Regions from separate parts of the Homo sapiens genome. Here region 2 is linked to region 1. A link is a contact called in ENCODE Hi-C or POLR2A ChIA-PET data. All regions are on one chromosome and are shown on one strand. The core of a region is the stretch at or near the end of the contact, and the rest is flanking DNA. Distances in the headings are between cores, read along the strand shown.

What was found. A loop is a pair of places that touch in the nucleus more often than their neighbours do. ChIA-PET counts read pairs that join two places held with the same protein, here RNA polymerase II (POLR2A). Pooled maps may share reads with other maps.
Region 2: a loop to region 1 is called in a map of K562, with 2.8 times the contacts of the local background. The contact joins two enhancer-like sites. A Hi-C loop is called at or near these places in 2 of 168 maps with a recorded cell type or tissue (Caco-2 and K562), 2 of 37 single-sample maps with no recorded cell type and 4 of 50 pooled maps. POLR2A ChIA-PET finds 5 or more read pairs at or near these places in 3 of 52 experiments (B cell, H1 and activated T-cell).

The regions. Positions count from the first base shown.
Region 1 is chr14:56,883,463-56,888,480 of GRCh38, forward strand. The region is part of intron 1 of OTX2-AS1 (OTX2 antisense RNA 1); the gene reads left to right. Among named protein-coding and RNA genes, the nearest start is that of OTX2-AS1, 73 kb to the left of the region's middle. Within about 2 kb of position 3,154, at least 2 of the 41 ENCODE cell types and tissues checked have a DNase peak (open chromatin) inside an H3K27ac peak, as active enhancers do.
Region 2 is chr14:57,057,216-57,062,153 of GRCh38, forward strand. No RefSeq gene overlaps it. Among named protein-coding and RNA genes, the nearest start is that of EXOC5, 210 kb to the right of the region's middle. RefSeq lists an enhancer at 2,783-3,982. Within about 2 kb of position 3,521, at least 2 of the 41 ENCODE cell types and tissues checked have a DNase peak (open chromatin) inside an H3K27ac peak, as active enhancers do.

The DNA.
Region 1 (5,018 bases), core at 1,904-4,403:
TTTGTATTTTTAGTAGAGACGGGGGTTTCACCGTGTTGGCCAGGCTGGTCTCAAACTCCCAGCTTCAGCTGATCCACCTGCCTCGGCCTCCCAAAGTGCCACAGCATTTTTTTTTTTCAGTAATAAAAAAATTGGAAGATAGTTAAATAATGTGGCTTATCCTCTTTTTATAAAAGGAGAGTAGATGTTTTTCAGCCCCTGATTTTTGTATATATCTGGCATCCAAGTTGATGTAACCTATCACTTGCTATGAACTTCAGCCTTCAGATCTCTATTTTTTTGTTCCTTCACCCACATTTTTGTTAGTTCTCTTCCTAACATCTTTGGAAATCCAGTCAGGGTTAAGTTCAGCAAAACCATGTGTCGCAGGAGAAATGGTAAAGGATCAGGTTAGCAGGCTGCCCAGATGAAGCAATAAATTTATCAAGAAAAAAACTGCAAAAATCATGGGTAATGTGCATAGTATTTGCCCTGATAAAGCGTCTGACACAAGCCTGTGGAAAAGCAAACACGTTATGTGCTCCATGTTCATGTGGTTCAGTTAAGCAAAGAAGAGACAGGATCTTCAGAACCAAAGGATGTGAAGAAATGGAGCTTTTTTTCATCACAATTAGCCATCAGGGTGGAAGCCAGTTATTACCAATATAGTAGATAGAATCATTCTCTGCATCAGTAGAAGTCTTTATGCCCTGTACAAGGGGCATTGTGTACTGTAAATAATTCAACCATAATGCAGCCATGGAGAGAGAGCCATCATCAGTAAGAAGGATTCAACCCAGCCAGCTACTGGCTTGTATTAAAAGAAGAAATATAATGAATTGGGAAGATGTTGAAAATTGTAGATGTATTTGCTTACAATTTTTTTTTCATTAGTAGAGGATAATTTTTGTTTTCTGAAGCATTTGATTGAATTAAAGTAGCTCTTGTCATTAAATAATCTTTAAATTAACCTTCAACCATGTATCAGCAGCTGTAAGATAGAAACAAATGCATTATGTATTACTGTTTTGGATATTAGTTCTGAAAAAGCCAACTATCATTCTCAACATCAAAGAGCACCCCTTATCAAGGACTTGGCTGATAGGATAAAGCACTGGCTATTTACCTTATGACCTTGGTCCCAATCCAGATCATATTGCCAATGAAAGGACGTTTGTGATCCCAGCCCCACACAGATAGATGGTAGTCCATATCACCAAGAACACAGATTGGCAAAACTGGCATTTTCCTGCTTAGGAGAGACCTAAGACAGAAAAAAGTCCAGAGCCGTGGAAGTGAAAAAGCATCCCGCTCATACGCCATCCTAGAGATGGCAGTCTTCTCAACTGGACGAGGTGGCTCAGAATAGCAAGCTGGGGATGCGCTCCAACCTGGCTTGCAGATAAAGAAATCTGTTTTCAGAGCTTGCAACTCGTCCAAGCCTATTTTTCAAGCCAACACCTCCTCTCCAAATTCTCCCCTCCCCCATCCCTCTCCTTCCAGAAACAAAAAGCAGAAGGATCTTTAGGTTGCCATTTGTAGAACTAGGTTGATGGCTTTAATCTTTTTAAAGGATGATTGCAACTGAGCTGATATGTTTCAGACTTTGCTTTTAAAAAGGAAGATTAAAAATAGTTAGATATTACATTCTCAGTATAGTTTTTTAGATTACAGAGTTAACAATTTATTACAATTATGCCTGTAGCATCACATTCTCAGGAAGGAGATATACTCCATCAACTGTAGAAAAAACTACACTAGGTAGAAAACTTTTCACTGGCTCCATATGAGTGGTTTAACATTTTAAAAATATATACTTAAAGTCATTAATAAAAGATAATGTAGTTTGTATTTGACATTTGCATTTATTTGATAATAGATACTATAAATATTTCAATGTGTAATATCTTATTTCAGACAATTTCTCTTTGCTTCTATACATTTGACCATTTTTATTTTTCATTCTATTAGTTTACTAATTTAGTCATTCCTAGTCTTTCCAAGAAACATTTTAGTGATTGTAAATAGTTAACATATATTATAATTATACTTATTTGATATTACAAGAAGGGAGGCTTCCAACATCTGGTCATACACCACATCCTTTATTTCCAAATAGAGCTAGAGAACAATCTCTCTTTAGCTGTAAGTTAGGATACTCAGCCAGGCAGGCAATGTGAACTTCTATGATACTGTTATTAGAAGCATTTAAGAGCCTATTCTACATATATGAATACTAAATAACAGCAGCTATTTTAAAAGTGAATGCACATCTCCTGAGTGGGGAAAGGGGCATTGCTATGTGTTTATGTTTCTACTAAAGGAAAACTTCCCTCACCCATAAGAATTAAAGATGACTAGTACCACCCACATAAGGGGAAGTCCATCTATTCTTGTTCTATATACAATACAAAGTGTGACAGCATTGGAGCTTCAGCCTAGCTCAACTTGCTCAGATGGCTCAGGTGGTGGGCTTGAAGGAAACTCAGGTTGGGGAGGTTGTCAGGACACAGAAAATTACATGGAGCTCCAGGCATTCCAATGGTCTTGTCTGGGAAGCGGATCCGTTGATTTTCCATGAGGCTGTTTGTCCTTGGTGCCTAGCATTCCTGTAACATCCATTAGGCTAAATTGGCTTCTCTTACATGCACAGAGGGGAGAGCAGATGAAAGGATACAAATGCAACAGACTTTTATTGTCAGCAAACAAAAAAGGGCACATATGTGCCAGTTTATAAATTACTGTTTTCATTAAAAAGGAGTTCAAAAATCAGGTTCCACTTATCATTGTTAAAACCTTAAATTTTTTTTAGCTGTATGATTTCATTATATGAATTACAGAACAGTAATAGAGTAATATTACTCTTAAGCCAGCTCACTTAAATTTAAGACATTCAAGACCCAATAATGCACTAGGTTCTTTAGTTCAAGTTATGCAAATAATATACATTTTTTATTCGGCTTCCCACCAGGTTATACATGTATTATAAACACAACAAAGGCCCCTTTCTTGTACAATATATTACTCAGAAGCTGGTGAAAAATAGAAGCCAAAATATTGTGAATTACATTCTTTTAATGGTTTGGCTTTGTACTACTGGCTGACATATTTTAAATGCTAAAGAGAAGCTGAACTGGAAAGAGAGAAATGTTGACTCACTGTTCTCTACTACTGTTGCCATTCATACTGATGTTCTTCAATGTCTAAATCAGATTATTATCTTTGTTTTCTTTAGAGTGGAACTAGTAGATCCAGCTTTGCTACATTTGGAAAATCAGCAGGGGGAATGGTCATCTCAAAAAGACAAAAATAAAAGAAGGGACTGAAACTTAACATAAATTACCATGGCTGTCCCTGAACTCAGAACTGGAGAGAACCTTTTTATTCTTTTACACACAGCTTATGATGGAAATCAATACGGATTATTTCGCAAGCATTGTTTCGTAAATATTTAGTATAGTTGCCTAACGTAATTCAGACACTTAAAAAATACAGCCGCTGATGTACTAATTCCAGTCAGGCATTACAGTTTTTAAAAAGCCAAAATTAAAAAAATTAGAACTACTGAACATCTTCTGATGAAAACGATAGTCACAGACTTTGCCCCAAAATTTATGCACTAAATAGTGAGATGGCTCTGTGCTCTTCCGCAGATTTCCACGTTTCCGTGTCTGCCCAATATAGTCAACTGGTAACTAGATCAAGTGAATAAAATAAAGCTAAAAACATTATGGATTTTTCTAAAAAGTGAACAGGAACGTGCTTCTGTGTGTCCTGAAATACACAGATTAGTCCCATTATAATCTCATACTTAAGAAAAAAATTCATTTACTAAGGGAACATTACTTGTTTACACTGGGCAAATTGAAAACAAAAATAAGAAAAGTGGAAAATAAGAAATGCAGTCCTTTAGCTTCATGACGTAACATGAGCTTTGTGGGAACAAGAGAGCATTCCTTTATACTTGTATGCAATCTGAGCTCAGTGGCTTTGAAAGCTCTGAAGTCCTCCACAAAACTCTTTCCTCCCTTTTTTCCCTCTTAAAAAAAAAAACACCTCAACTAATGTATATAATCTCATCAGCATTTCTAACAGAAATTCTCACCTCAAATTTCTTCCTGTGTGAGAGTAGAACCAGTCTCTGGAGTACTTGGCAAAACACCCGAGCCTCTTGTTTAATTCAACAAGTGTGAGTTGTGCTTCTCCTGAAAGCATATAGCTCTTTATACACGACAAAAAGAGCCACAGTGGATGGCAAGCAATCGTGTTTTAAGATGATGCATCATCTGTTTGGATGCTGCCAGTCTTCCCCTGGATCTGTAGATGGCTCCTTTCTTAACAAAATGTAGGCACAGAATTGCATTTACTGTCCACAGTGATGATGTGAAAGATTAAAAAATTGCCCTCCATCAGATTGCTATTAAGAAAAAAAAGACTGTGAGGTCAGAATTATTTCTTAATTGCATTTCACACCTGGTTAAGATAGTGTATACAGCTGCAAGGAGATGAAAAGAATGATTGATCCTTGAAGAGAATAGGTAGAGTAGGCATTGGAAAGCTTGAGAGCAAGGCACACTGGGGTGGAGTGAAAAGCAGAAATCACTTTTGGTAGAATTAATTTCTTGCCAGCATTTGAAAAAGAGGAAAGTGGCTCTGGAAGCAGCCTTCATTCTCCAATGCTGACTGCAAATCCCCCACCAAAACAGTCTCACTGTAAACAGCAGATATTTTAGATGCAATTAGACTTCCATGTGCCATGCACAACAGCTGGGAAGAGTTTGCAAAGTTTTCTCTTAATTTGAGCGGAATCCTAAAGAAATAAAATATCCTGACAACTTTTAGTGTTGTCTTGTGACTTTAAAAAAAAATCAGCCTGTGAAGTATCACTGCTCTGTTTTAGTCTAATGCTACTTCTATCTTTTATCCTTTTTAATTAGAAGGCAAATTCTCAGACCGCCAGGCCTAATCCCTACACAGTGGAACAAAGCCCAGCAAAGCCTTTGAACACTGTTCAGCCGGGCAGCACAAACCCTAGTAAC
Region 2 (4,938 bases), core at 2,271-4,770, 170 kb after region 1:
TTGGAGCTCAGAGCAGCTCTGCCTGTATTTGTTTTAACTTGGGAACTGCAAGATTTCCTTTAGTTCTGAAGATGGGAAAAAGAACGTCAAAAACCAGCAACCCGATTCAGACATTTTACACCAAAGGAAACTGAAGACCAGGGAGGTTACATGGCTTGAACAAGGCAACTCAGCAGCAGAATGAGGACCAGAACCCAGGTCCAGCTGACACTCAGCCCAAGGCTCTCTGAGCCGAACACCTCTTCAAGGAAATGGCTGTGCCCATGGCTCAGACTGTGGCAGGGCTGCAAAGCCCCTGGTTAGTTGACAACATTGCCAATTAGCTAGGGCCTCCCCTGACCAGTTCCAACCCACGAGCTGGGTTAGGACTGCAACTTTGACCTGTGTCCAAGGGCCCAGGGATACCTTGAAAGCTCAGACCTGCTGTGCCTGCTACTGAGGCCCTTGGCATTTTTGCCATACTGTGCACATCGCCACATAACCAGGGCAGAGTTCATTTGGGAAACTCCATTTCTGAAAATGACTGCATTAATAGAATTGAAAGGAATGTTGCATTTTCTAAAGAGGGCAGACAGGAAGGATCTGTGACTCTGATGGAGTGAATGAATGAATGAACATTGTTGAGTGGCTGTTTGTGCCAGTGGCTCTCCAACATGCTTCCGGAGTTCTGAGTATAATCTCATCTGTTCCCTGTGACCCAAACCTCCTGCCAAGTCTAATCTTATTCCCATTTAACACGTGAGGACACTGGGGATCAGAGGGTTAAAGTGACTCGCCCAGTATTACATCAGATGTTTATTTTGCCCAACCCCCAACTGCATCTGAGTGCCCTGTTACCCAACAGCTGCCACCCCAGGTGGCGTTTTGGCTGATGGATAAGGTCACTCATACAGACTCTTTCTTGCCAAATATTGTATGTGCACTGCAATGACTTACTGAAAAAAAAAGTTTCCAATAATACTGTTCCACTAAATATCTAGTAGGAATGGTGGAAGGGCTTCTTCCCTGTTGTTGGGGAAACTCCTCCCTTTTGATCCACATTTTTCCTTAAATTGCCTGGGGTATTCAGTGGGGTGGCGCCTGCTCCTGCAGCTGTCTGGTTGCCTGACTGCGATCATGGTACTTGGACACTGATCTGGAGTAACTCTCTCTGCTTCACCTATAGAAAGAGAGTGAATTGGGTTCTCTCTCTCCTCCCACCTTTGTATGTATAAAATATATTTGTGGTCTCCATTAGTGCTGTTCAACTATTTCCAGCTCTCTGCCTCCGGTACATCCGCCTTCTTGCCCCGTGTGAGTAGGTGGGGTCATAAGACTGGTTCTGGCCAATGAAGTTTGATGATAGGTGATATGTGTCACTTGTAGGCTGAGCTTTTCATAATTGCTGGAAGAAAAACTGCAGACTGCACTTCTCCTCTGCATGTAAACAACAAAATCTGAGGGGTGGCTGCTCCATCGCCTGGATCCCGGAATGACTTCGATGGGCAGACAACCACTGGCACCCCACAAATCTGCAGTGGACATCAGCATCAACAAGAGCTTCTCAGTTGTTTTAAGCCCTTGAGAATGTGGGGCTGTGTGTCAATGCTGTATAAGCAGCCTTGCCTGGCAGATACACATTTACAGACCCAAACGCTTTTTGTGCAAATCCCATTTCTTTCTCCAAATAAACCTAGGAGGTAGGTACTATTGCCATGCCCATTTTACAGATGAAAAAGCCCCAGCTGAGAGAAGTTAATTAAGTTGTCTAGGATCACTGCAGATGGCTGAGACAGTTTTCCATTCCATATCTCTGTAGCTCCAACTCCTGCTCTTAATCAACACACTCCCTCTGTTCTCTCTGCCTAGGTGCTTTCTAAGCCAGGAAGCAAATAACATTTGTTACACATTTTCCCAAAACATGTTTTTGCTTCATCATGTCACTTACCCTCACTCAACTTTCTTACTGTATTCAAAAGCCACATTAAAGAAAGAAAATTTGGTTTTTAACAAACTATTATAGCATCAAAAATTATAGTTCGATGGTTGACATTCTATCACTTTCTAGAAAATGTGATTTGGCAAATATAAATCCTCCTCACAGCAAGTAGCCCTCAGCTAAGAAAATTACTTTTATTAACCAAAAAATTATTCTTAGAATTGATGGCTGTGTAGATGACCTTTGGCTTACTGTAATATAGCAATGTGTCTACCACAGTAAAAATGCCAGAGCAAGACAGGTCCCACAAAAGGCAATAAAGGAACAACATTCCAAAGACAAATACACTTGAGACACATATGACAGCCATGGGAAGGGGAGAGTAATCAGTTATAAGAAATGACAGTGTTTTGGCAGCCTCAGTTACTTTAATTGACAGGACAAATAAAATTAATGTAAAAATTTTTTTTTATAAAAGAGCAAGTCATAAGAGTTACAGATATAAATCAAAGTAAGTTTTGGCCTTTGATTTAAATCTGTTGGGCATCCCTCTTTTTTCAGGGCACTGAGGGTGGTGTTTCCCTGTTACAGACATTAAAATGTTTCTAGTTCTTCTACTAATTTTTCCTTGGTTATCTGATTTAATCTGGATTTTATTCTGCTGTTAATCCTCTCAGACTTACTTTGCCCTTCAGATACTCTCTTTAAGGCATGTCCTCATCTGAGCATGTTTATGGCTAAATGCAAATCCTCTGTGAATTTAGGCGAGAATATAAAGGACGATCCATTAAAATAGTCATTGTTTTTTCAAATGCAACTGGCTCTAAAGAGATTGTGAGATATTGTATTGTGACTTTTGGACTTTCTCAATTTGGACCCCAAAATATTAACATGACTTACTTTAAAATTCCTTAGATACTCTCAGAGAGGCAGAAATGAAAGTCTTTCTTAAGTAATGTTCACATTTATTCTGTGAATAAAAATAAGAACTCCAAATAAAAAGTCTTGAAAACTGTAGGGAAATATTTCCTTTGATTTGTTTCTTGGGAAGCTTATCTATTAAAATGCATCAAGCGCTATAAATACCCTCCTCTTGATTATTATTCTTCACCTAGCATATCACTACTAGAATTGGGACAAACAAGCCCCACTTTATTTGTTGGTCAAAGACAAGGGTATTGGGATTCTTGCTAAAGAACAGGACATAAATCCAGGGCTTTTGAAGTCTTTAGTGGCTTAATGTTAAAACTTTGCTTCCTCAAGATGAAAGTTCAAACACAATTTAGGTCAAAGGTTAAAGAAGTCTGCCACTTCAGTGGGCAGATAAGGGTTTTGAAGGTTTCAGCTGAGGCCTAGTGACTGGGCCAGGCAGGGAAGAGGGAGGATAAAGGAGACCCGGCTCCACCCTCAGTTATCTGCCTCCTGTTTCCTTAAGAACTAATGTTCATTAAACTCCTCTGTTTTGATAAAGAAACAAAAATTCACAACCAAAAAAGTAAATCCTACCTTTGTTCTGGCAAACTAGGTCAGCATTCTCTGTTCCTGCTGTCAGTTTTCTGCAGCTTGGGTTTCACAATGAGTCACAGGTATGTATGAAACTGCTTGATTTAACTTTTCGTTTTTCCCTATCTGAGGACTCCAGGTTCTCTTAGTCAGACAATGATTGAGTTGGCGGGTGTTTCTCTTGGAAGACGCCTAAGTGCAGACAGCAGATCTGAGGTCTACCTTTGCACAAGCTTGACTTGGAACTGAAGCATCCCACACATACAAGCTGCGTGCAGAGATGCCACGGCCACATAAAAGCAGCTTAGCAGCATGGAAACTTTATTTTTTTACAACCCGTTTCAATGGGATTGGATCCAGTGGTACAAATTTCACTAAGCCTGCCTTTTAAAAAAAGAGATTCATTCACATTTTCCCTAGATTTCTGGTTCTTTTCTCAAACTCATCAATATTGCCATTTAGCACTTCTGTGTTAATTGTAAAGCCAAGATAAGGATTTTCTTACATAAGCTGTAAGACAATGGCAGCCTTTGGATATAGTTCTGAGGCATCAAAGACTATAGACACAGACTGTAGATGTCAGTGCAAATACAGAAAGTAAATCTTTCCCCTACACAGCAGATGAGGTGGCATTCATGATTTCCTCCATGTGCATAGCCTCAGGGATGGAGACAAGGGGTCCCAGGGCAAGATTTTTGTAAGGGGGGACTCAATAATCTGTAAAAAAGATGATTTCACGTGTGTGGTCCCATAGCTAGAGCCAGGGAATAAGAGCTAGGAATTCTTGGGTCTTATGATTACATCTATTGCCAACTCACTGTGCACTCGAGTCTTGGTTATTCTCCTCTGTTTCATGACTATAAATGAGTATGACTCAGTCATCAGGCCAGTGTAAGAAATCTATGGGTGGCGCTATATTTCCCCTCCATATTAGCCACCCTCTTAGAAATGCCTTTATGTACTCCTTCCCCTGTTAGCACTGGTAGAAAACAGTGCAGGGTATGGCGGGACCTGGAGCTGGCATCCCGGAGTGAGCAAATATACTTCAGGTCACACAGCTGTGACCCCAGTTCCCCACTTCTCTTCTTATGTGTCCCCAAAGCTTTCTTTAAGCTGTGTTAGAAAGATGCATTGCCATTGGTTAGAAGTGCTTCTGTCTTAAAACAAAAATTTTTACCTCAAACCACAGATAAGTCTATTTGAGAGGAAATTTAAGAATGGGGGCCTGAAGGCTAGTGTTGGGTTTAATTACATGCACTTACACAGTACTCTTCACACCTGCACTAGAGCAGCGCTTCACAAGCACATGAAACACCTGGACATGTTGGTAAATGCAGATTCTGATTCAGGAGGCCTAGGCGGCTCTGAGATTCAGCATTTTTAGCAAAGTCCCTGATAATGTGATGTTGCAGGTCTCTGGCCCACACTTGAGTAGCAAAGAAATAGAATATACCATCTAATTGCCCCCTTCCTTTTCCCAAAACAGAGACGTGGTATAATTTGTGCTTAAGAGTGAG